Regions from separate parts of the Homo sapiens genome. Here regions 1, 2, 3 and 5 are each linked to region 4. The links are chromatin loops, found by intact Hi-C in ENCODE. Cell type or tissue: B cell. All regions are shown on one strand. Links, peaks and the distances in the headings refer to the core of each region. The heading gives the core; the rest is flanking DNA.

Evidence for each region. Hi-C counts contacts between places; a loop is a spot of excess contacts. Peaks named below come from ENCODE experiments on the same cell type or tissue, not always from the same donor. Only the 100,000 strongest peaks of a DNase experiment are listed, where the experiment ranks them.
Region 1: a loop joins it to region 4, with 9 times the contacts of the local background. A loop is called at or near these places in 13 of 110 quality-filtered maps.
Region 2: it touches region 4 in a loop (14-fold over the local background); 5 of 110 quality-filtered maps call a loop at or near these places.
Region 3: it touches region 4 in a loop (9-fold over the local background); 6 of 110 quality-filtered maps call a loop at or near these places.
Region 5: a loop joins it to region 4, with 2.9 times the contacts of the local background. A loop is called at or near these places in 4 of 110 quality-filtered maps.

Annotation. Positions count from the first base shown.
Region 1 is chr2:157,626,528-157,631,198 of GRCh38, reverse strand. It overlaps ACVR1C (activin A receptor type 1C), which reads left to right and starts at 2,335. Exons shown (of 9, transcript NM_145259.3): 1 at 2,335-2,627. The coding sequence starts at 2,555. RefSeq lists a silencer at 2,391-2,620. In B cell, for the core only: a CTCF peak has its summit at 2,012; a DNase peak (open chromatin) is centred at 2,408; H3K4me3 peaks cover 2,014 bases; H3K27me3 peaks cover 1,266 bases.
Region 2 is chr2:156,345,264-156,349,934 of GRCh38, reverse strand. LOC124906082 (a long non-coding RNA gene) reads right to left here and starts at 2,827. Exons shown (of 2, transcript XR_007088691.1): 1 at 2,694-2,827. In B cell, for the core only: no CTCF peak of the experiment used is centred there; no DNase peak of the experiment used is centred there.
Region 3 is chr2:157,490,212-157,494,882 of GRCh38, reverse strand. No RefSeq gene overlaps it. Among named protein-coding and RNA genes, the nearest start is that of CYTIP, 48 kb to the right of the region's middle. In B cell, for the core only: CTCF peaks have their summits at 2,290 and 2,490 (motif pointing left); a DNase peak (open chromatin) is centred at 2,492.
Region 4 is chr2:157,873,957-157,878,627 of GRCh38, reverse strand. ACVR1 (activin A receptor type 1) reads left to right here and starts at 2,298. Exons shown (of 11, transcript NM_001111067.4): 1 at 2,298-2,832. LOC105373714 (a long non-coding RNA gene) reads right to left here and starts at 2,044. Exons shown (of 2, transcript XR_923518.3): 1 at 1,912-2,044. RefSeq lists silencers at 1,737-1,926, 1,947-2,186, 2,247-2,466, 2,477-2,526, 2,617-2,826 and an enhancer at 2,057-2,351. In B cell, for the core only: a CTCF peak has its summit at 2,185; DNase peaks (open chromatin) are centred at 2,337 and 2,747; H3K4me3 peaks cover 2,396 bases; H3K27ac peaks cover 2,081 bases.
Region 5 is chr2:157,325,393-157,330,063 of GRCh38, reverse strand. ERMN (ermin) reads left to right here and starts at 4,240. Exons shown (of 3, transcript NM_020711.3): 1 at 4,240-4,662. The coding sequence starts at 4,422. RefSeq lists an enhancer at 3,807-4,356. In B cell, for the core only: CTCF peaks have their summits at 2,142 and 2,341 (motif pointing left); a DNase peak (open chromatin) is centred at 2,333; H3K4me3 peaks cover 370 bases.

The DNA of each region.
Region 1 (4,671 bases), core at 286-4,285, 250 kb after region 4:
TCTATGTCCAAAATACTATCATTGCAACATTTAAGCAAGATAAAATTATTAGTAATGTATTTTTTACATTCTTATTGTTGTACTAAATCTTTGGATCTAGCATGTATTTTTTATTTACATCATATGTCGATTCAGTCTAGGCACATTTCAGGGGCTCAATATTCACATGTGGCTAGTGGCTACCGTGTTGATAACGCACCATTAGACTAAGAGGAAAGCATTGAGTTTGTGTAGAATATTGGAGTTATTCAATATTTGACTTCTTGGAATAATAAGCTTTTTTTTTTTTTTTTTTTGGAGACGGAGTCTTGCTCTGTCGCCCAGGCTGGAGTGCAGTGGCGCCATTTCGGCTCACTGCAAGCTCTGCCTCCTGGGTTCACGTCATTCTCCTGCCTCAGCCTCCCGAGTAGCTGGGACTACAGGCACCCGCCACCACACCTGGCTAATTTTTTGTATTTTTAGTAGAGACGGTGTTTCACCATATTAGCCAGGATGGTCTCGATCTCCTGACCTCGTGATCCGCCCGTCTCGGCCTCCCAAGGTGCTGGGATTACAGGCGTGAGCCACCGCGACCGGCCTTTTTTTTTTTTTTTTTTTTTTTTTTGCAAATGAGAGCTTTACAACTTGCAGAGGATGTTGCTTTAGAGACAAAATAAGTATGTGGGGAGTAAATCCCTGCCATTGTTGTAATGTGTATGGTTTAACAATGCTCTCTCATACACTACCCTTTTTGATCCTGGTCAAAGTTCTGGGAAATAGGGAGGAATTAAGTTCCATTTACTTTTGAGGAAGCAGACCCAGAAAGTTCATTACATTCTGCTATTTAGGCTCCCGGTATCATGATCTATTGGCAGATCACAATTTAAGGTGCAGTTATCAAATAATTAGCAAGCCAAACCAGACAAAATATAATGTGTCCTAGCAGTTTCTTGCCTTTTTAAAAAAGCATCTGTTTTGTGGGTGTCTGAAAGGGCTCAGATTTGTCCCACATCTCCAGTTTTTTGTTTGTTTGGATCCAGGATAAAACAAGAACAAAGTTTTTTTGTGCTTAGGAATATAAGATGGTGGCAGAAAAGATCCTCAGGATGCCACCCACATCTCAAAGTCCAACAACCATCTCATCTCCCATACTGTGATCCTTTGATAATAAAGTCAATTACATACAACATTTCACCATAGGTCTTTCATAGAACTTAGAACACCTAGCATATAATTTAGTCCTGAGCTAGGTGAAGAAGCAAGAAATGTTTTACTCTAAAGCAATTTTTATGACGCTATCACTTTTCAAGGAACCCCCAACAGTAGTAATAACACCAGTATTGTATTCTTGCTTTTTCGCGTTGTTCAGATTGAAATAATCCCATTCACTTTAATGTTCAGGCTCCATAGGTGAATTGAATTTAATTTCTATAAATTGGTAATGTTGCCGTTGTCCTTATATTTTCAGGCACAATCCAGGCCTTATATTTTCAGGCACCCGTTTGACAGTTAGCCTCTAGGGATTAAACAATACTCAAACAAGTTTTTCATATACTACTTTAAACAATTCTTCCCCTTCCCTTAATCCGTGTGTGTGTGTGTGTGTGTGTGTGTGTGTGTGTGTGTGTGTGTATGTTCCCTTAGTTCTTCAATTGCTGAAGTTGTAGCTGCCGAAATTATCTTCCATAGGTGAGGTCTTTTACCACCAGACGTGGGTCACACATTGTAGATGGCCACATCACCTGGCGCAGGTGGTCCAGCTTTGGTCGCCATTCATAGAGGGAAGGGTTCCCAAAAGGCACCCAAGAAGAGATGAAGTTTGTTAAACCAAAGCTTATAGGTCCAGAAGGCAGTCGGACAACTGGTCATTTCCAGGGATGAACAGAGAGGGCGCCCTTCCCCAGAGGCACAAATGGCCAGGACGCAGGGGTGGGACAAGCCAGTAGGAAGCCCGCGGGGCTCTCACAGCGCAACCTGGTTGGACTTAAGGACCCTGGACAACAAACGTCAGGAGAGCTAGGAGGCTGGCTCTTCTGCGGGAGGTTATAGAGCGGATCACCTGGGCGCAATCGCCGCGTAGTTGAAGTTTCCCTAAAGTCTCAGTGGGGCTTTTCCTCCCGTGAGAAGCCCCATTCCTGAGTATCTAGTCCCGGAGGCTCCGCACTGCTTCCCCACGCCCCCTCTTTCTTCGCCCCAGCTCTGGGCGATCTCACTGCCGGGCACAGGGCCGCCTTTGCCTGCCTGCCCTGCAGCAGCAGGCCCGGGCGGCTGCGAGAGGGCGCAGGGGGCGGAGGCGCGGCAGGGGCGGGCTCTGCCGCCCGCCCCACCACCCGCTCCCCGCCCGGCTGCGGGGCCAGTGGCAGGAGCGCCGCGCACCGCCAGCCGCAGGGGGCGTGGGATGGGGGCGGCCGGGGAGGGGGGCGCCCACACTGACTAGAGCCAACCGCGCACTTCAAAAGGGTGTCGGTGCCGCGCTCCCCTCCCGCGGCCCGGGAACTTCAAAGCGGGCCGTGCTGCCCCGGCTGCCTCGCTCTGCTCTGGGGCCTCGCAGCCCCGGCGCGGCCGCCTGGTGGCGATGACCCGGGCGCTCTGCTCAGCGCTCCGCCAGGCTCTCCTGCTGCTCGCAGCGGCCGCCGAGCTCTCGCCAGGTACGGTGCTGGTTTCTCTCCCGACGCCCGCGAGGGTGGGAGCTGGGAGGAGGTCTGCGGGTGAGCACGGGGGTGGGGGACAGGGGGTGCTCCGAGCAAACTGACCTTCGGGGCGGACAGGGAAGCGCCAGTCGGATTGAGGGGGCGCGGGATAGGGTGCAGCGTGGGCACCTGACGTCTGGCAGCCGTAGGGGTAGACAGGTGTGTTGGGGACGAAGCCGCCCGGAAGAGGGAAAAGGCAGCAGGGACGTGGGGGAATAAGTAGTAGGGGTGAGGTGGGTGACTAATTTGTGGGCAGTTTGCAGCGGAGAAAATAGGAGAGCGTTTGTGGGTGCGCGCATGGCTGGGAGCTGGGTTCACCCTGCAGGGACCTGGAGGGCTGCAGGTATGCGTCGGACGCGCTCTGTGCTAAGCCCCTGAGAGCTGCTCAAGGATGGTGGCATGGTGGTGGTGGGAGGTGGTGATTTAGTCTGAGTTTTAGGAGGCGGGGAATACCCCAAAAGCCGCAGATGCCAAGCTATGGAGGCGAGAGTGGGAGCTTAAATCTGTGTGGTTTGCAACGCACATTGCTTTCGAGGTACGATCTTTACTCAGAGTTCCTGGGGAAAAAAATTCTGGCAAGCGCCCCAGAGTTTATAACAGGTCTGTGCCTTGATAGGCTAAATAGAGCCCTCTACCCAATCTAGAAGCCAGACGTTTCTTTATAATGTTTACTAGAAAGTGGGGCAAATGCATCTTTGGTAAAATCATAATATGCTGTGACTAAAAGCCCTTTACCTCGAAAACTATTTTCATTACATTGTCCTGGATTATGCAGAGGAGGAGCAGATTCTTTGCTAACTCATTCTTTAAAAATTTCTATCAGACATTGAAGACATTTGCACATAAAAATCTGGTGTTTTCCCATAGAGCTGTGTTTTGTCCGAAGCTGATTTTGATGCATTTTGTTTTCCCAGATGACAATCTGTTTGACATTAATAGCTATATTCATGGTGGGTCGTTTTCCTCTTAGTGACATGTGCAAGAGAATGATTTGAATGATATGATTGCTGTCATGTACAGATTTCAGTGTTTCAGATGGCCTGAGAGAATCACTAAATACAATATTCAAATATAAATTTGATTATTGAAAAGGATTAATTGACAAAATCTGAGGATTAAAACATTCCAGTTATCTTTTAGGAAAACAGCCCAAGACTGTCGGAAAGATGATGGGATAAAGTGAAATATTTGCATTTAGAGTTAATAAATTTATAAGTGGGAGAAAACCAACTATGGGAAAGTCTTTAAAAAATGGGTGAAAACTCTGCTAACTTGGGATACTGAAAGTGCTCTTGACAATTTAATAGAGTTTACAAAAAAAAGTCTTCAAGGTATCACAGTTTTGATGGGGTGAAACTGCCTCTGGAGGCTGTCTGTACAACTCTTTTTATTTGGAGGAGCTGATAACTTGGCTGCACACATTTCTACAAAACAGATTCAATTTTTTTAAAATGTAGCTTCAAGGGTATATTTTGTTGTATACCCAGAATCTTTAGAAAATTTCAGAGACCTTGAGCATAGCAACATGCCTCATGTTCTTGAAAAGGCATGGAAACTTTTGACATTGAAATATGCAAAAAATAAAAAAAAGATAATCCATTCAAAGTCGCTCACTTAAAATTTGAAGTCTAAGAAAAATGCATGATATGGAATAATATAGTAGAGATGTATTTATTGAAGCTGAACTTTTATGAAAAACTTTTCTATGTCAAGTGCAATCATTTTCAAATCTCCTTAAGAAGTTTTTACCCCTCTGTGTCCCACGTTAACAATGTATATTGCTACTTATAGTATTTATTCTTAACTTTATATAAAACTCTGGCTATTTAGTAGAAAGATTCAAGGTAGTTTTGTTTTGCTTTTCACTTTTTCAATTGGTTTTATGACATGGTTAGCCAACTGTATTTTTACCTGGTCACTTTTACAAATTATACTGTTAATCATATTGGCCATTTATGACATGTACTTGCTGTTGTTGGAATGTTATATGAGAAGTTGTTCT
Region 2 (4,671 bases), core at 311-4,310, 1.5 Mb after region 4:
GGCATTAGATTCTCATGAGGAGTGCAGAACCTAGCTTCTATGAGAGTCTAATGCTGCTGCTGATCTGACAGGAGGTGAAGCTCAGGCCTTACTGCCAGCAATGGAGAGTGGCTGTAAATACAAATGAAGCTTTGCTGGCTCTCCCTGCTGCTCACTTCCTGCTGTGCAGCCTGGTTCCTAATAGGCCATGGACTGTTAGGCCTTGGTCTGTGGCCTGGGGGTTGGGGACCCTTGCACTAAATAAAACTTTCCCAGTAGTTAAAGAACAGCAAAAAACTGAACATTTTCACAAAGATGCCCTTAAAAGTATACTCTGATTGCTAGTCAGGCTTCCTTGTCTCAAGGTCCACTATTGTGTATGTACCTTCCTCTTCAAAAGCATCTTTCCTCTTTTCTCTATGGTATGTATCTTTAAAACTTTATGGTAGTTTATCTCATGGAGGGTCCAGCCCCCTTTCTCAATCAGCACAACCCACAGGACATTATGTTTAGCAATACCTTTCCCAAAGTCTTAGGTAGGCACAGAAAAATAAATAAATAAATAATAAATAAAAATAAATAAATAAAATAAAATAATAAAAATAAATAAAAAATAAACAAAATAAATAAAATAATGCCACAGAAAAACTCTCTCATAGCACAGTCTCTGTAGAGTTTTCATTCCAATTCTTGCCCATTGGTAGCAGTGAAGATTTGCCACCTAATTCTTCTTGATCATCTATGGGATTCTACTTACATATATATCTCAAGGGCAAATAATTATCACCAAAGACAATTCATATTAAAGAAGAAAAATATCTCCCCAAATATAACATAGTCTGTACTGAGTCAATCCTAAATGGAGATAACTGGATACATTTTCATGCAGATTATTGTCCATTTCCACAATATTCATTCTCCTGCTTCTAAGCATGCCCAGATTCCTTCAGGTCTATAAGAAATAGGATCCATCTGTAACCTTTTCATGTGACAGCAACTCCCTTCCTACACAAAGATGTTGAAATTGTGGGATTACTAAAGATCATGGATATGAACGTGTGTGTATGTACGTGTGTGTGTTTGTATAAAATGGGTGGAGAGTCATTTTTCAGTTATATTTAGCTTGGCTCTTTAAGGTATCTGAATTTATTTACTATTTGAACTAATGTTTGGGTTCTTGGCGATAATAAAATATTATGTAATCACAAATAGTGTGTAGATCTGAGAAGCACTCTGACATATGAATAAAATGCTTAAAGAGAATAGAAAGAAGGTCTTTAACTTAGAAAAAGAAGATAGACAAATTTAAAGAATAAAGATTCTTAAACTTTGTGATACATTACTATACTTATGCAAGTATAAAATACAGAATGCTATCATGTGATGAGTTCTGATGAAATTAAAAAATTTATTCTCGTAGAATCTATAATTTTGCTATTCCTGCGAAACATATTTTACCTCACAGGATTAGGTGAATTCTAAGTTCCCAGCTATAAAAATGTATGAATCTCTTTGCTTCCACAGCCATTCATTAAATGTATTTGATTATTTATTTCCACCAGGCATAATTATTTATAGCTTAATGGCCAGGAACCTAAAAAATTCCAAGATGAATTGGAGAGCATTCCTGCCCTTGTGGCGCTCAGTCTAGTAGTAGAAGAGCTAGATAAATAAACAGAAAAACATTGGAAATAGAAGGATGTACAGAGTGTGACACAAGTAAATGATCCATTTTAGAGTATGTGCATGGGAGGTATGAAGTGCAGGATTGTGTCATTGTTAGGTAAAACAAAAAATTTCGCGGAAGAGGGGGCCAGACACAGTGGTTCATGCCTGTAATCCCAGCACTTTGCGAGGCCAAAGTGGGTGAATCACTTGAGCCTAGGAGCTCAAGACCAGCCTGGGCAACATGGTGAGACGCTCCCCCATCACTACAAAATATACGAAAATTAGCTGGGTGTGGTGGCATGTGCTTGTAGTTCCAGTTACTCAGGAGGCTGAGGTGGGAGGATGGCTTCAGCTTGGGAGGCAGAAGTTGTGGTGAGCCTAGATTGCACTACTGCACTCCAACTTGGGTGACAGAGCCAGACCCTGCCTCAAAACAACAACAACAACAACAACAACAAACAAACAAAAAACAAAAGACATTTCAGAGGCTGGGGCACTTGAGCTGGGCCTAGAAGGGTAGACAGTACTAGGAAGTACATTCCAGCCTAAGAAAAGAGCTCGTGCAGAGGTACTAATGCATGAAGCAGCACGGACAACTATTAGTTAACTAGGAGTAAAAGCTGGAGGTGGGGGTGCAGCAATAAAAAGGTGGAAGATATACAGGGAACAAAGGCTATTATGTTGAATGCCTCCTGCTTTGACTGCTGAATTTTCTGTAGTGGTGGTAAGAGGGTTTAATATGTCTGTGGTAAGAAGAGTTCCATCCTCCCTGGAAGTTTAAACAAAAGCAGGTACTCCAATTTGATTCTGACATGCCACACGTGTGATAATATTACAACTCCCTTTCCTTGGCCCAGTAGCAGTAAGTTAATAAATTGGTATCATATGTGTATGCACTGATATTGGTCAACAGCTAAGTTCTGTACTTACTATGCCTCACTAAGGCTTTGAACAGGTATTGGAGACAAGTGTATCAATTAGGATTCTATTTCAAATGACAGAAAATTCAATCCAAGCTAACTTCACCTAAAAGAGAACAAATTTACTCATATGATTTGAAAGTCCAGTGATCAGTCTAGCTCCAAAAACAGCTCAAAGGTCTTCAGCACCCAGTTTCTCCATCTTCATCTCCTGGATCCATTTTCTCTGTGTTGGCTCTGTTCTCCAGCAGGCTTGTGCCCTGTGGTGGCAATTTACATTTGTTCAAGTACAGAGAACAAAGAAATACAGAGATCCCTCCTGGTGGCTCCTGTACAAGTCTTGACCAGTCACTTTGGCTCCCTAGGGTGAAGACCGGTCAATGGAAAGAAGAACTAGTGCAATCTCTAGTACAGATGAGTAAGGTCTAGGTAGTATTTGTGTGATGATTTGTCTCCCGTGACACACCTGGATGCTAAAACCACAACCTCTTGGGATTCCTTTGCCAAGTGTACCCTGGCCTCTTCTTACTTGGGCTACTTCCCCAGTATCAGCTTCTAGTTCCTTGTTTCTCCCTCAGGAAACCTAATCGTTCTGTCTCTCTCCCCTTGTATGTGCCCACGGGAATCCTTTTAACAGTTTCAGAAAAATATTTTCCCCTTTGAAGCTTCTTCCAGATACTCTGGATTCTTTTTCTTAAGAATTTAGGATTTTATAAAACAAAGCCATAAATACTCATAGATCATTTTTGTTTGCATTTCCTTTTACCTCTTCTTGGGACAATGAACACCCAGTAGGAGATCTGCTTACAGGGGTGGAGAGGGAGGAGAGAAGCAATAGCAGAAAATACAGGGAAAAGAAAAATACAGACATGATGTAGATTTCAAAATATTATTCCAAGGAATCACATATATAATAAAGTTTCAAATTAGTAATGTAAGTGTCTTCTTCTTTCTCTCTCTCCTTCTCTCGTTTAAGATCTGAGGAGGCGGAGACCATTGGCAAACAAGCTAGTGAATGAGTAGGCCTCACAAATGTGTGATGTAAATTAAGCCTTGACAGGTATTATATGCCACCCTTCTTATTGGCATGGAATTTATGTCTCAGCCTCAGCTATGTATTTGCCCTGTTCTGACTTACGAGAAGTTATGTAATATTTTGTGTTTATAATTTTTAATATTATGCCCACAGGAAATTGATTTTTTAAAGTGTACTAGGTTTTATCCTGCTTTTCTGAGGACTGAACCCTTTATTAGCACTTCTAAGTAGCACATTTTAAAAAAGAATTCCTAGCAAAAGAAATTCAAGGAATAATCGAATTTTCCGTGTATACGGTCCAGTAATGCCTGTCAAAGGGATATATGGATTCAGGCTCCAACCAGGAAAACAGAAACTGCTCTGAGTATTTAACATAGGGAGAATTTAATTCAATAAATTTGTAAAACAGGTGAGAACAGAGCTAAGAAACCAAAAAAGGGACAGTTATTTTTCAAAAGGATGAAGGCACTGTGACTCCAAAATGGAAGAATAAAGGAAAGAGGCTGTGATACCGGGGCACAGGGTCAGAGGTCATGGATCACTTGGCCGGAGCTGGAGTGTGGCAGTGTGGTGGGGAACACCCTAGCTTTTCCTACCCTCCAGCTCTCCACTGTCCTCCTCCAGCTTCCCATTCAAACCCAGCTGGCAACCAGCTCACAAGGAAGCTTGGAAATGCAGCTTGCAGGGATTAGTGTCCCTGTGATATGGACCAGAGGAGGGGAAAGAAGAACCAGGAATGAAACCGAGGGCAAACAAGTCTAGGACCCTAAACCCACACAGAGGATTTTAAAAAATTCATAGTTAACAAATCCTAGTTGGAGGTTGATAATTTATACTAGAACAACAAAGTTGTTTGCAGTGGCTCCCATCAATGGGAGGATACCAAAGTCTGGGCAGCTTGAGGCATTACCCATTAAAATCAGGACAGCCTCATCAGAAGGGCCGGTTATGTGCGTATATGTCCACATTTTTAACTAATGTTGGGAGCCCTGTAATTTTCCTGAATTTAGTCACCCTTATTTTTAAGACACTGTCTGCCTGAATTTCTTGGCCTTTTAAATGAAGAAG
Region 3 (4,671 bases), core at 321-4,320, 380 kb after region 4:
TTCACTAGCTAATTACAAGGGGAAATATTATCTTTATTGTGGAGAAACTTGGCAGACTAACTTAACTAAGCGATCAAAGTTAACATCATCAAAATGTGACACTTTGACAACATGGACTCTCTATATGATGCACTGAGAAGAGTATGGTATCATTTCTGGGGTATTCTTGCCAAAAATACATGAGTTTTATTTAATCATAAGGAAATATTAGACAAACAGATTGAAGAATATTCTATTAAACAGCTGACCATACTCTTCAAAAGTGTCAAGGTCATGAAAAAGAAAAGACTAAGAAACTGTCCCAGATTGCAGAAGACTGAGTAGACATGACAAATAAATGCAACTTGAGATCCTGGATGACATTCTGCATTGAGGGTGGAGAAAGGCCTAAAGAGAGCCAGGCTGGACTTTATGCAATTGGGACAACTAGTTGTTTGAATAATTAATTAGACATGGCTGAAAGAATAATCTGGGAGGTGGTGCTGAGCATAGAATTTAATAACTCCCTTGTAGAACATTGTACTTCTCCAGTGTAACTTTTCTCAAATGATAATGACATGTCCATATCTTTTACTAGAATGTAAGCTCCATGAACACAGAGAGTTGTCACATCTATCTGGTTTGTCACTCTGTCCAAGCGCTCAATGCCTTGCCAATAAACGTGGTTTAAAACATAACCTTAATCTGTGGCTGGTTAAGTTCATGCAAGCAACTTTTCCCCTCACCTCTGCTCTGGGAGGCTTTGCTGGTTGGGTGACTCTTTTTACCTAAGAATGACTAAGGGGTTCATCCCTTTATTTAATGACTCCTTATCTTTCAGGCTCAATATAAGCCTCATCGTTTAGTCAAAAGTGTTAGGCTTTAGAGGCTAGATGGAATTCAAATTCCAGTTCCCTCACTGATCAGCCTACAGCTTAGTTTGGTCTTTCCTCCTCTCCAGGAATGGCTTCCTCAACAGTGAAGAAAGGCCTTTGAATTTTAGACCAGTGATTTTTAAGCTGTTTTTTTTTTAAATTTGTTTTGTTGTTGTTATGATTATTGTGGGTGGATTGTTTGCTTACTTGCAGATCCGCTTTCTTTAAAGGAAGTCTTTATGTAGTATCCAGAGGTGTACATAAATAATACAGGTTAAAATGGCATTGTTTTCATCTGGTTGGAGGTGGGGGGAAGTGAGGGTAGGGAAGTGGTTTTGGGGGTGGTACAAAGCCTGTCCAACTACCCATCCCTTCCCCTAATGCCACCTCACCCTGGGAGCCTTTGAGGTCCTAATCACAAACTTCTAGTCCATAGTTTGAAAAATCTAGAAGTTTGCTACAATTATTCTGCCACCTTCAGAAGCACTGTTCTCTCCTGTGAACTGTGGCATTTATCCTTGCTGTTTTCCATGTTACATTTACCATGCTACTATCTGGACTGGAAGGAATGGGATATATCTTTTTAGACCCAAGTTCTAGTACAAAACCTTCACCCAATAGTTCGCTTACTGTGAAAGTTAATTACACACATTGATTTATTATTGTCATACTGAACTAAATAAGATTCAAGGGGTAAGGGAGAAAATGACTGGGGGCACATAACACCTACCCCAAGAATTGTCCACATGCCCAGTTGCTGAAACAACCTGCTGACACTCTTAAGATTAATTTTACCTACCACCATCACTCACCAATCAGAGCTTGCCAGTCCCCCAAAACTTTGCTAGTGCCAATGAGTTTTCTTTCAAGATAACATAACATTTCTCTTTCCAGTAAAACTTCCAACCTTCTCTTTGTTCTTCAGACATACTGAAGACCACCTCTGTGTGTGTGTATAACTCATATTGCAATTCTGTGATTCCCAAATGGAACAGTGAGTTTAAAGATTCTTCTTTATATTTCATTTGACTTTGACATTGGCAAATGTTTCTTGATGATGACCACTGGTTCAAGGACCTCCAGCAACTTCCTGGAGGAGGTGGCCCGTAAGTCAGGCTTGGGGAGAAGTTGAATTAGTGGGCAGGAGGTCATTGTTCTTGATTAGTGAGGGTTATGCAGGGATGACAGACAGAGGAAGCCATGCAATGGGTAGCTCTTAAGAGTTGTTAGGGACACAGGGAGATAGAAGGTGTGGGAGTGAGGCATGGAGCCCAATAGTGGAGTAGCTCGGCTATGACCTAAGATGGCCTAAAGCCAGAAACAGAAACTATCATGGTATATCTTAAATTAATTCCATAGTGTAGCATCCTCAGCAAGATATTCCAGGAAGGTAATGGGAACTGGCTAGTTTCCAGGTATCTTTAGCTCAAACAAAATGTGAGCAGCCTCTAAGGCAAAACTTTTCTGGACATTTCCAAGGGTACATCCCACATTCCCTATTTTCAGCACAAGCCTGCACTGTATTTCGGATCCAGGTGAGAAGATGATGATTGCTCCAGTGCAGGAACACTGCACCAGGCAACTGCACTGGCTTGGCTAGAGGCACTAGCCAGCTGCTGACTGTTGGTGGGAGTATCCTGCCCTCTGCTGGATTTGGCGGGAAACATGAATTTGCATTGCCTGCTAAAGAATTAAGGCTGAAAGCTTTTAGAACTGAAAATAAATATTTGCTTGTGTGTTGATGAGGTTTAATTAACTTGGGAATGCATTCCTTAAATGACATCGGGATTCTCAGGTAATTTCCAGGTGTCAAGGAAAAAAAATCGTTTTATATCATATACAGACCTCCTGTTCAGTAAATTTGGGTGCATAATATAAAGTGCCAGCATTTTGTTCTGTAAAGAATAAAAGTTGCATCTATAATAATTCTTAAAGTGTTCACATAGTGTTGTAATTTGATGAAAGAATAACAAGAGTGCAGTTAGACTGTTGGGGTTTATATATTAATTCTGCAAGATACTGAATCTCTCTGAGACTCGGTCTCTTTATCTGTAAAAAGATGCCATACTCATCTTGAAGGGTTGCTGTGAGGATCAAGTGAACTAAGAATATTTACAGGAGCACTTTACTATGCCCACTAAAAGTATGTGGTTTTAAACATACATGCTATTCACAGGTTAAATTATTGATTTCCCTGTTTATTTTGAGTAAAACTGAAAAACAGACATCAATGTTTCAAATCTAGATAATGACAGGACTCTTCCTAAAATACTGAAAGAGATCAGCAGCCCCTAATTTTTGCAAGAGCCTTTGAAGATGGGACAACTTTTTACTAAGTAGTATTTATCTCCAATTGCTGGTCATTCTGTTCTGTGCAATCAAGAGAAATGTCTCTATTTCTCACTTTCATAAAGAGAAAAATGGCAGAACCTAATTCTAAGGATAATGTTTTCCAGCAGCCATTGCCTTGGTTTCCTCTCCTTCTTTTCTCTTTTTGATCCTTCCCTATCCCTTTATTCTGTTCTCTTCCTATGTAAGTTGAAATCAGAAATAAGCAGTTTCAGCTGGCATTGTCATTGCTGTTGATGTTTAGCTGTTTCTCATCCTCCTGTAGAAGTTCCACAGGTATATAGTTTTCCCTTCAGTGCTATTATATTTGGAGTAGATAGAACATGGCCCAGGCTCTGAAGTTTTTTGCCATCTAAGGTGTGAGAAGCTGAGTAATAATGGTATTATTAATGTAGCACCTCTCTAATAAAAATAATAGATCTGTTTTCAACTTAATAATTTATTTAATTGATTTTATTCTCTTCATTAACAGCTCTGCTTAATAAAAAGATTTTTTAAAATCCAATTTGTGCAACCAGCTGAAGAGTAAACCCAAGTAATTGATCACCTTGCCAGCCTCAGTAAATGCTATATTGATGTGTTTTAGGAAATCCACGTTCAACAAAGATTTATACTAATTGCTGAAGATAAGAAGGAATAAGATATGATCTCTATACATGATATATTTTGGGAAGAAATTGGCTAAGAAGATATCATGTGCTCTTGAAGAATGAAGTTTTTTAAGTAGAAAAGGTGGGTGTGCGTGTGTGTGTGTGTGTCTGTGTCTGTCTGTCTGTCTGTCTATTGAAGCTGGGTGGGGGCAGGCTTCAAGACAGAGGGTACCAGGTAAGCATCACATACTGTTATGAAAACCTATGCTGTGGCCAGAGTGATAAGGAGGATGAAGATGAGGCTGAGGCTGGAAAGGTACTTTGGGGCCAAAGGAAGGTGCTACTTAACTGCTAAGATGTGGAGCTTGAATTTCATGGGGTATGTGTGTTAACCAATACATTTGAATGTTGGATCAATATTATACCTCCATCATATTCTGGTTCATCAGAGAAGTATTTTTTAGGGAGGAATGTTGGGTTTTAAGTGGCATTATAGTTCTCTACAACTTTAAAAATATATGTAAATTTCTGAGTGAGAACCACAACAGCCTCTATGTTCAGTCCAAACTAGGGTGGGTTAGTGATTCCCTGTGTAACCCAGGGTTCCAGGTTTTTGGGTATGCACTGTGAGGAAATCCCCACTTGTGTCTGTTGTATCTTGAGTTCTTATTTCAAAAATCTCTGGGAAGAAGCTCAGCCCTGGAAAAACTAAAACTGGCTGGATCCAGAGATGCCTGAGTTGGAGAGGAACTTTGGCCAACTCTCCTCATTAACCATAGTAAGAAACCTTGCTCAGGGAGAAGTTTATTTGCCATTTTCTGTACATGCAATGTATGTAGAAGCATGATCAGCAGGCGACTGCACTGCCTTTATGCCAC
Region 4 (4,671 bases), core at 244-4,243:
CAGACCCCAAGAGAGGGTTCTTGGATCTCACGCAAGAAAGAATTCAGGGCGAGTCCGCAGTGTAAAGTAAAAGCCAGTTTATTAAGAAAGCAAAGTGGTGAAAGGACACCTACTCCATAGACAAAGTAGGATGTTGCCGAAAGTAAGAGGAGGAACGATTCCATGCTAGGTACATCGCTCGTATATATAGGGAGATGTGCTCTGCTACAAGAGTTTGTGATAAATAAATAAATTACTATATTTTGCAAGAATCAATATTATCTTTAAAGCAAAATTAGGAATGCCTTTGTTCTCCAGATATCGGGATATCTGGACACTCCCAAGTCTGGGTTTGTTTAGTAAACACTATTAATTTGTTCCCTTAGCTGTAAACATCTAGAGGCTAAGAAAGCCTAACTTCCCGAGAATGCAGCCCAGCCAGTCTCAGTCTCATTTTCCTAGCCCTCATTCAAAATGGAGTTTCTCTGGTTTGAATGCCTCTGACAGTACCATCCAGAATTCTCCCAGTCTCCTGGCACACTAGTAAGTCACAGGAGGTTGAGTTAGAGTGTTTTTCACTGAGCCAGCCATACAATAAGACCACTATTGAAGGAACTGCTTAAGGAACAAATAATAGGAACTGTTCAGAGCATAACAGGATTCATTAATTCATTTATTTACCTACTCAGCAAAACTTTATTGAACACCCACATGAACCCTTCTGCTAAACATTGTGATACATGATGAATACAATCAGACCTGGTCCCTGCCCTCTTGCAGCTTACAGCCTGGGAGGGAACTCTAAAGGTTACCAAGAAGGGCCAGTTTGTACAATGAGGACTCCATGAATGTACATCATTGAGCTTCACAAGCTTTCACGTTTGTAATCTCATTTGAACTGCACAACCACCTCACGAGACAACCTGTATTCCCTTCTTAGGTTAAAAATGTGCCCCAGTTCAAAACAGTTTGTAAGTGGCAGAGCTGACACTTCAGCCAAGTGACAATGAGGGCCCTGTTACATCATTCTATAGAGCAGGGATACATATAGGTGCTCTTGCCTTGATTGGTACTGAACTTGCCTCTCCTGCTCCTCACCAATCATACAGGTACAAAGCTCTCTTTATGAAAAAAATGCTCCCACCTACTCCATCCTTTTGCTTACAGCTGGGGATTCTAGTTTTTTCACGTATATATGCCTTGTATTTCTAATTAGATTGTAAACTCCCAACCTGCAGGGACCAGATCTTCCATTTCCTTTGCAACCTTTTGCAGTACTGCAGTCACCCAATAAATGCCCTCTGCATGAATGAACCTGTAGAGATAAAAATACTTTATGGCATTCCCATTTATAGGTTTCATGTTTTTATTCTGCTTTGTGATAGGACTGTACATTATAAGCTTCTAGAGGGCAGAGAAAATGGCTTAGTGCTTTCCTTTACACTCAGCAGGAACCATGCAAAATTTGATCCTTGCATGCCTTTTTGATGCTCTGGGTAATATTAGCACACTGGGGTGTTTTTGTGTATCTAAGGACCGAGGTTATCAGACTCTCTGCAGCGGAGAATGTTCCTGCATTTCCACTGTAAGCTCCCATGGCGCCTAGGACAGGGCTAGATCACTGCAGAAGCCCCTCCATGCTTATTTCTGTTACTAAGGAAGCCAAAGGCGAACATGGCAAGCTCTGTCATAACCCTAGACCTTGCAAGGAAATGAGCAAAGTGGAAGGGGATCTGAAGGCAGGTCAGAGATGGCCTGGATGAGAATGCTAAGGCTTCTCTCTGAGAATCCAGCCCAAGTCTGACATGCAGGGCTCGAGTAGGTGGCCGCCCGCAGTCGCCGGGCCCGGGATGCCCGCCCGTCCGCCCGCCTGCCCCGCGCGCCCTCGGGAGCTGTCCAGACGGCCCCGCCCGCGCCTACCTGGGCACTCACCCGTGCCGCGCGGCCTCTTCTCCTCCCACCCCGGCCACAGGAGCCCAGCTCGGGCCTGCCCCGCCGCCTCCGAGGAGCCCCGCTGGCGGCGCGCTCATAGCTTCCACCCGGGCCAAGCGACCGGCCAGACAGCGCCAGGCGCGCCGGGGGCGGCGCGGTCAGGCTCGGCGGGGCTCGGCGGGCTCGCCCTCGGCCGGGCGCCTGCAGGGGGCGCGGGGACGGCCCCGCCCCGCCGCCTCCTCTCTCCCCTCCCGGCTCCCTGGATCCGCGCCGGGAGGAAATGATGTGTTGCTGCCTGGTTAATCACAGCTCCAGACACTCATTGGCCGAGCGCTCCGCAGCCACTTCCTCCTCCTCCTCCTCCCGCTCCTCCCGCTCCGGCTCCTGCTCTTTGCAGCCGCCGCCGCCGCCGCAGCCTCCCCCTCGGCGCAGGGGGAACTTTTCTACTCTCTGTGACGGTCTCCCCCGCCGCCCCCGGGGGCAAGCCCAGCTGGTCCGCCCGCCCCGCCCGCGGTCGTGCTCCCAGCCCGAGCCTCTGCGCCTCGGGAAGTTTATTCTGCCCGCCCTCCTCCCCTTCCTCCTCCTCTTCACCCCGCCTCCCCGCCCTCCCCCGGCTCTTTCCCCCGGGTGGCTGCCGCTGCCGCCGCTGCCGCTGCCAGCCTGCTCCTCGGCCAGCCGCGCCGGCCCCAGGGCCGGGAAGCTCCCGGCCCCACGCACCGCTCCGCTGCAGCCACCGCAGCCGCCGCCGCTCTGGGCCGGCCCTCGGCCCCCGGCTCCCGGCCCCGCAGAGTTCCGGGCTCCCTCGCCGGCTGCACCGCCCCGCCCCGCCCCGCGCCGCCCCGCGCCGCGCCGACCTGCAGCGCCCGGCTGCCTCGCACTCCGCCTCCCCCGGCTCAGCCCCCGGCCGCGGCGGGACCCGAGGTGAGCGCAGGTCGCCGGCCGCGCCTGCTGGAGCCGGGAGGACTGAGGGAGGAGGTAGCCTAGCGGGAGAAGAGGCAGGGATCGGGGGTGGCAGGGTGGGCGTCTGCGGTGCCTCCCCCTCGCTTTCATTCCTTTCTCCCCCAAGCTTGATCCCCTCTCCGTGGGGGAAGCAGCCGCGGAACAAAACTGTCTTGCTTTGGGCCTGAACTGCTGGTGGGATATGGGGGGTGGGGGGGCAGAGGCGTGGAGCGGGGGTCTCAGGTTTGTATTGGGGTGTGTGTGAGTGCGTGTGTGTGTGTGTGTGTGTTGTGAACTCCTTCAGGGTGTGCGACTCTGACTTGTAAATCGATCTGGCCGCGGGGCCACGGGGCTTACCTTCCTAGCTGAGCTTGTAGAGAGTAAGGAGATAGATAGGCGAATTTCCCCCACCCTCAAAATATCCATCTCTTCCAAGAGGAATTTTCTGCTGGAGAGACAGCCAATAAACTCTGCTCAACTCCCTCCCTCCCTCGGTTCTTCCTAGCTGCAGTTTCAAAAAGCTTCAAAGCCAGGAATGTGGGATTCATCTTCCGATCCCCAGAAGGCAAATGTGGTTACAGATGTTGCACGGTACTTTGCCAAGTTTAAAACCCTTCCTTCAACACTGTAACCAAAACAGTGAGGCTAGAACCTCGGGCGCACTAAGAAGAGATGTGGGCCTCTGGGGCCGCTGGATTCAGTAACTTCCGTCGGGTTCTAGACTGGCTCGGCTCTGTCCAGTTTGTGCCAGATAGTCTCCCACCCCCTCCCCACCCCTCCTTTCCCCTGGAGATTTGAACGCTGCTTGCATGGGAGAAAAGCTACTTAGAGAAGAAAACGTTCCACTTAGTAACAGAAGAAAAGTCTTGGTTAAAAAGTTGTCATGAATTTGGCTTTTGGAGAGAGGCAGCAAGGTAATACAATGGACTTGTCAATTTTATTGGGCTTTTCTTTCTTTTTTGAGGGATGTATGATAAGAGTTAGATGATGGGCAAAGGGGCCCGTTCCATACATGTTTTTACATATTTTTGAGAAGAGGCCCATGAATTGAGACATAACCCAGTGGTTTTAAAGAATCCTGTCCCAGAGATGCAGATTGCTCTGACAGCCCAAGGGAAGGCGGTGGCAAAAAATAGACACCACCTCCCTTTTCCCCAAAAAAATTCTTCCTGGAAAGGTGGTGTTAAGAAATTTCAGAGATGGGCTGATCCAAGTGGCGGGCCTTAAATGGAAACACTATAGTATGTCCTGGCACTTGTCTCTGGAGGTGGGTTGCTGGCCAGGGGCCCAGGCTTGGGCAGCCAGCAGACACTAGACTTGTGCTGACCTCAGACATCGGCCTCGCCATGCAGCTTCATAGTGTGCAGACTGCTTAAGTTTGAAATATGGGCCTCATCCATTTCACTGATGGGGACATAGGGGTCAGGAGGTTATCTTATGCCTGGATGGGACCTCGATCACTTATTTTATGATTCACTTGTTTTTATTTTCTGTCTTGGAATTTTAAAAAATGGAATTCTTTTGAAGCTGAAATCTAGGCCTTAAGTTGATGTAACTGGGTGTTGGATAATAGCATTTCTGCTATTACCCCTTATGCAGGTACTCACAGGTGGTGAATGATGGATAGATAAATTCTGGATAGGTGACAAAGACTAAGGATTGGGATGATTATAGATTGGGTTCATGCCCTCCTTTTCCAGCTGTGTTGTTGAGTTTTACTTGAAATGGAGAGGGTGGTTTTAAATAAAACTTGATTTAGATAGTAGTCTTACAACTTTTGTACCTTGGAAGAGAGTGATCATTTGAATTCTAGCAAGTTTG
Region 5 (4,671 bases), core at 245-4,244, 550 kb after region 4:
TTCACTTTAGCTGGGACGGCCCTTCAATTTGGAATTTTAATCCCTGAAGTGAACCAATTGGGATGATCCTGTCTCTTCAGGCTTGTTTAGGGTTGCACATTCCCTGGGTCATTGCTCTATTCCTTATAGAAAATTCTATGGGTTATTGGTAGGATTGTGACTGTTGTATGTCAGTCTGACTAGGCTAAACTAAATTTCCCTGAATTTTCTTTCCTGAATGATTCCTGAAAAAGAAACGTGAGCCAAAGTAAACATTGTTCTGTGAGCTTGGTGGGGCGGAAGTGAAGCAGCTATTTTGTAGCTGGCACACACTGCTGCCCGTCTGCTGCCTCACCTGGTGCATGGGCAGCAGCTGGGCCTGCAACTGTTCCACCTCCCTGGATCTTCCTCCAGCTTCTATGATCCTGGGCCGGGCTTCTTTGGGAGGGCATTCCAACCGCTAAGGTCAGAGGCACTGAGAGCCGACGCGGGTTTCAGTTTGCCCCCGTGTGTCCAGCTTATACCTGGGAACCCAGTTTGTTCTTGCTCTCCCCCTTTAAGTTTCTATCCATCATCCCTTCCCAACTTCCTGCCCTGCAGACTTCAGGCTCCAGCATCAAATGCAACAGCAGACATATAGAGGCAGCTTCACTGGCACCCACCATTGTGTAAAGTCAAATCCCTTCTGATTGATCAATCAATTGATCGATTGATAGATGGATTGCTCCATCTCTTAGTGGTTCTGCCTTTCCCTTCCAACCCTAATTGAAACAATACCCCTGTCCCAACTATGTAAGTCAATGTTTGTTTAAGATTGGCTTCAAGCTGCCAGGATCAACATTTTTCTTTTAAATGTATTTCTTGTTTTTATTCAGTGCTCTGTGACCATCTCTTAGCCATAACATTAGCTTGTGGCTTGGCTTTTCACATATGATTAAGATTAAAGATCAAGATTTTATGACTTTTCCCCAAATCCTGATTCTGGACCTAAGATAGCCTTAACATTAAGCATTTGGTATTGGACAAATGGAAAGTGAATATTTACATAATTTTATTTTGATTCTTTATATTCTTATATGAAAATCTTTTCATTACCTTTTTTTTGGCTTTAGATTTAATAATGGTTACATTTGTACAATGTCCTTTAGCATTAAGAATAATAACTAGGGGCCAGGTGTAGTGCTTTATGCCTGTAATCCCAGCACTTTGGGAGGCCAAGGCGGGTGGATCACCTGAGGCCAGGAGTTCGAGACCAGCCTGACCAACATGGAGAAATCCTCCCCGCTACTAAAAATACAAAAATTAGCCAGGCATCAAGGCGCATGCCTGTAATCCCAGCTACTCAGGAGGCTGAGGCAGGAGAATCTCTTGAACCTGGGAGGCAGAGGTTGCAGTGAGCCGAGATTGTGCCACTGTACTCCAGCCTAGGTGACAAGAGCGAAATTCTTCTAAGGAAAAAGCCACAAGATCCAGTAAACTACATAAAATAAAACAGTCATGTTTCATACAGTGAACATTCTGCAATTGTATTTGAAGTAAGGATGATAGTGCAAATTCTAACATACTTTCTAAGTCATAGGTTGTTACAAATAATGGGAGACAACTTACCTCTTTATGAACAAAATAGCCTATGTTTTATCTAGTAGTTGGATAGACTCATCTTGTTGCTAAATGTGTCTCATGTTGCCGTCTACTTGTAGGAAAAAATAATACACGTTACAAACCATTTACCCGACCTCCATTATTCCCTAGGGCAGCATAAAAGCATGTTTTTAAATAAATGTAAACACATGGTTAGCCAAGGATGACAGAACTCTGGATCATTTCTCTATCTTTCCAAAACTGAAATAATTTTAAGGCCATAAAAAATGTCACAGCATGGTTTTAGAAAGAAGGCAATCCAAAAATAAAGACACGAATTCCCATAAAAGCTAGGCTATGGGTATGAGGTGCCCGTTGCCATGGGGTAATAGAAATCTAGGAGTAGGAGAGACAATGAATCTGAACTGTCTCAACTTTGCTATGTCCCTGGATTGAGGTACTTGGCAGCCCCGAGGGAACGGAGTGATTGGAGGCATGACCTTTGGAGCTAATGTATTTCTGTACTCCTGTGTTTATCGCAGGGCATTTGGTTGAATTAGTGCCACTTCCTGCCCTAAGGATCTCACAATCTAGTATGTCCCCATTTGTTCCTAAGCTTGGTCTTAGTTTCTGCATTCTCCCATATGATTCCACTCAATATCTTCTCAACAGTAAGCTTGTAGTTGAATTTCTTGGGAGGACGCTCCCAGAACATCATCCTCAGCAGCTGCAGGGTGTCTCTGGGGCAGGTCTTGAGACTGCCTTAGGCTCTCTGCTGCCCTCTCCTGGCCACAACTGTCTCTACTGCCAAGGTGCTAATGCCGAACCCCTGTGGGATCTCTGGTCCAAGGAAACATCTGCACACAGGCCAGGGATGGCGCTTAGCTTCATCTGTGCTGCAAACTCTCATCAGTAGGCTTGCTGGCTCTGTGACCTTACTAGCTGAACTCCTTAATCTCTCTGCACTTCATTTTTCTAGTCTATAAAATGGAGATAACAACAGCACCTACCTCAGAAGACTGTTATGAAGAGTAAGTGTATTACTATTTATGAGTCAATTAGGACAGTAGCTTGCACATAATAAGTGTGATATGAGCGTTTGTTAAAACAGTTAAACAATCAAACAAACATAGAATTAGAGTGCTGACTAGAGAACAGCTGGTGATGACGCGGGAGGGAGATCTAGGATCTATTAGAGATGTCTTCCAAGGACAAGGGAGAGGGGATTATACAAGAGTGAGGTGTTGTCCCTGATATAGACCTGAATGGGCTCAGCCCTAGACACACTTTTAAAGGTGATATGCTTACTACAACTCTTCAACACCTATTCTTCTTCTCTTTAAAAATGATCTGAAATTTATTCTCTTGGGGATAAAATTTATTGTATATATTATATATATAATATAATTCTTGTTATGTATGTGTATATATATAATTATTTGTGTATATATGTGTATATATATAATTATTTTTATTGCGTGCTACTATTCCAAGCCAGATGCTAAGTGCTGGGGACACATGTAAGCAAGTTAAACTGGCCCCTCGCCAGATGAAACTTAGTTTGCAGTTGGTGAAACAGACATTACAGAGATAATTGTGCAGTTGCTTATTTAGTTACAACCATGAAGAATACTCTGAAGGGCAAAGACAATGTGTAACAGAGTCCTGTCCTAATCCTGGCGGTTAGAGATAGTGTAGTTAAGGAGATGATATTTAAGCTTAAAAACAGAACTTAGGGAAGCTGGTCAGCCCAGGGCTTGGGCTTGAGGAAGAGAAGGGCATTTCACATAGAAGGAGCTGTGTGGGCAAAGGCTCTGGAACCATTTTGTACTATGAGAAATCCAAAAAAGAAAAAGATTTAAAAAGGAAGGGGTGGTCAGTAGCAGTCATTTAACATAATCACCTGTTTCTCCCAAGGGCAGATTGCATTGGTCCTCTACATTTTACCAGCATTGTGTAATATCAGTATGGAATAGAAAGGATTGTAATTCTGATTGGGGGAGGAGAAACCTTCATGGCGATAATTTTATTAGGGTTTTAAAGGATCGGCTGGGCTTCAGCAGACATAAACTAGAGGATAAGAAGCTATAGACTAAGTAAATTACTCTGAAATTATAAAACTTTTGGTATTAGCAAGTTGGTAGAATTTGTTTATTTCATAGGTCCCTTCTCCAGCCTGCTGGAAGCACACCATCAAATCTGCAGCCAGAACCATTTACAGTAAAGTTGTCCTGTTTATAGGTTTTTTCCATAAGCTGTTTTATTTTTTAATAAATAAGAAACAATGCCATTGTCCTTTACAAAATAGCTGAGGTTTTACTTGAACAAAATCTGTTTGGAAATGTTAAGCTGGTTACACAGAACTAATATGCCTCAAGGTGGTCATTCTCTCTGGATTAAAGCTGTGGGACAATTGTGGCTCCTGTTACAGGGAAAATTACAATGGGCCATTATGAAAAGGGACAAAAATCTCTGTTCCCAGAGGGGGACTGACAAGCTGAAAGTCCCTCTCTACATGCCAACACAAAAGCCTGATTGCTTCAGATTGTTTGTTTATGTAAATCAAAAGGATGCCTTTAACTCTGCCAGGGAACTGGCAAGCAACAAAGAAGGTGGTGATTGGCTGGATTCTTGCTCATGGCTCCTGGCAGATCTGACAAATCCTCTTGCTTTTGCTCTAATCTCTGTCTGGATACTTTTAGGAAAAGAACCTTGTTATTATGTACTAAAGTGAATAATTTGTGCTCTTAGAGTAGGAGTTGGAACTATAGGACTTGAAGGCAAGAGCAGGTATCTTATCAAGGATCTACTCACTCAGTTTCCCTAAAGCTCTCTCTCCAGATCGGATTCAACCGCACATCATGACAGATGTTCCGGCTACATTTACCCAGGCTGAGTGTAATGGGGATAAACCACCTGAAAACGGTCAACAAACAATCACTAAAATCAGTGAGGAATTGACTGATGTGGACAGCCCCCTGCCACACTACAGGGTAGAACCCAGTCTGGAAGGTGCACTCACCAAAGGAAGTCAGGAGGAAAGAAGAAAATTACAAGGGAACATGCTGCTCAACTCATCCATGGAGGACAAAATGCTAAAAGGTAAAGTGT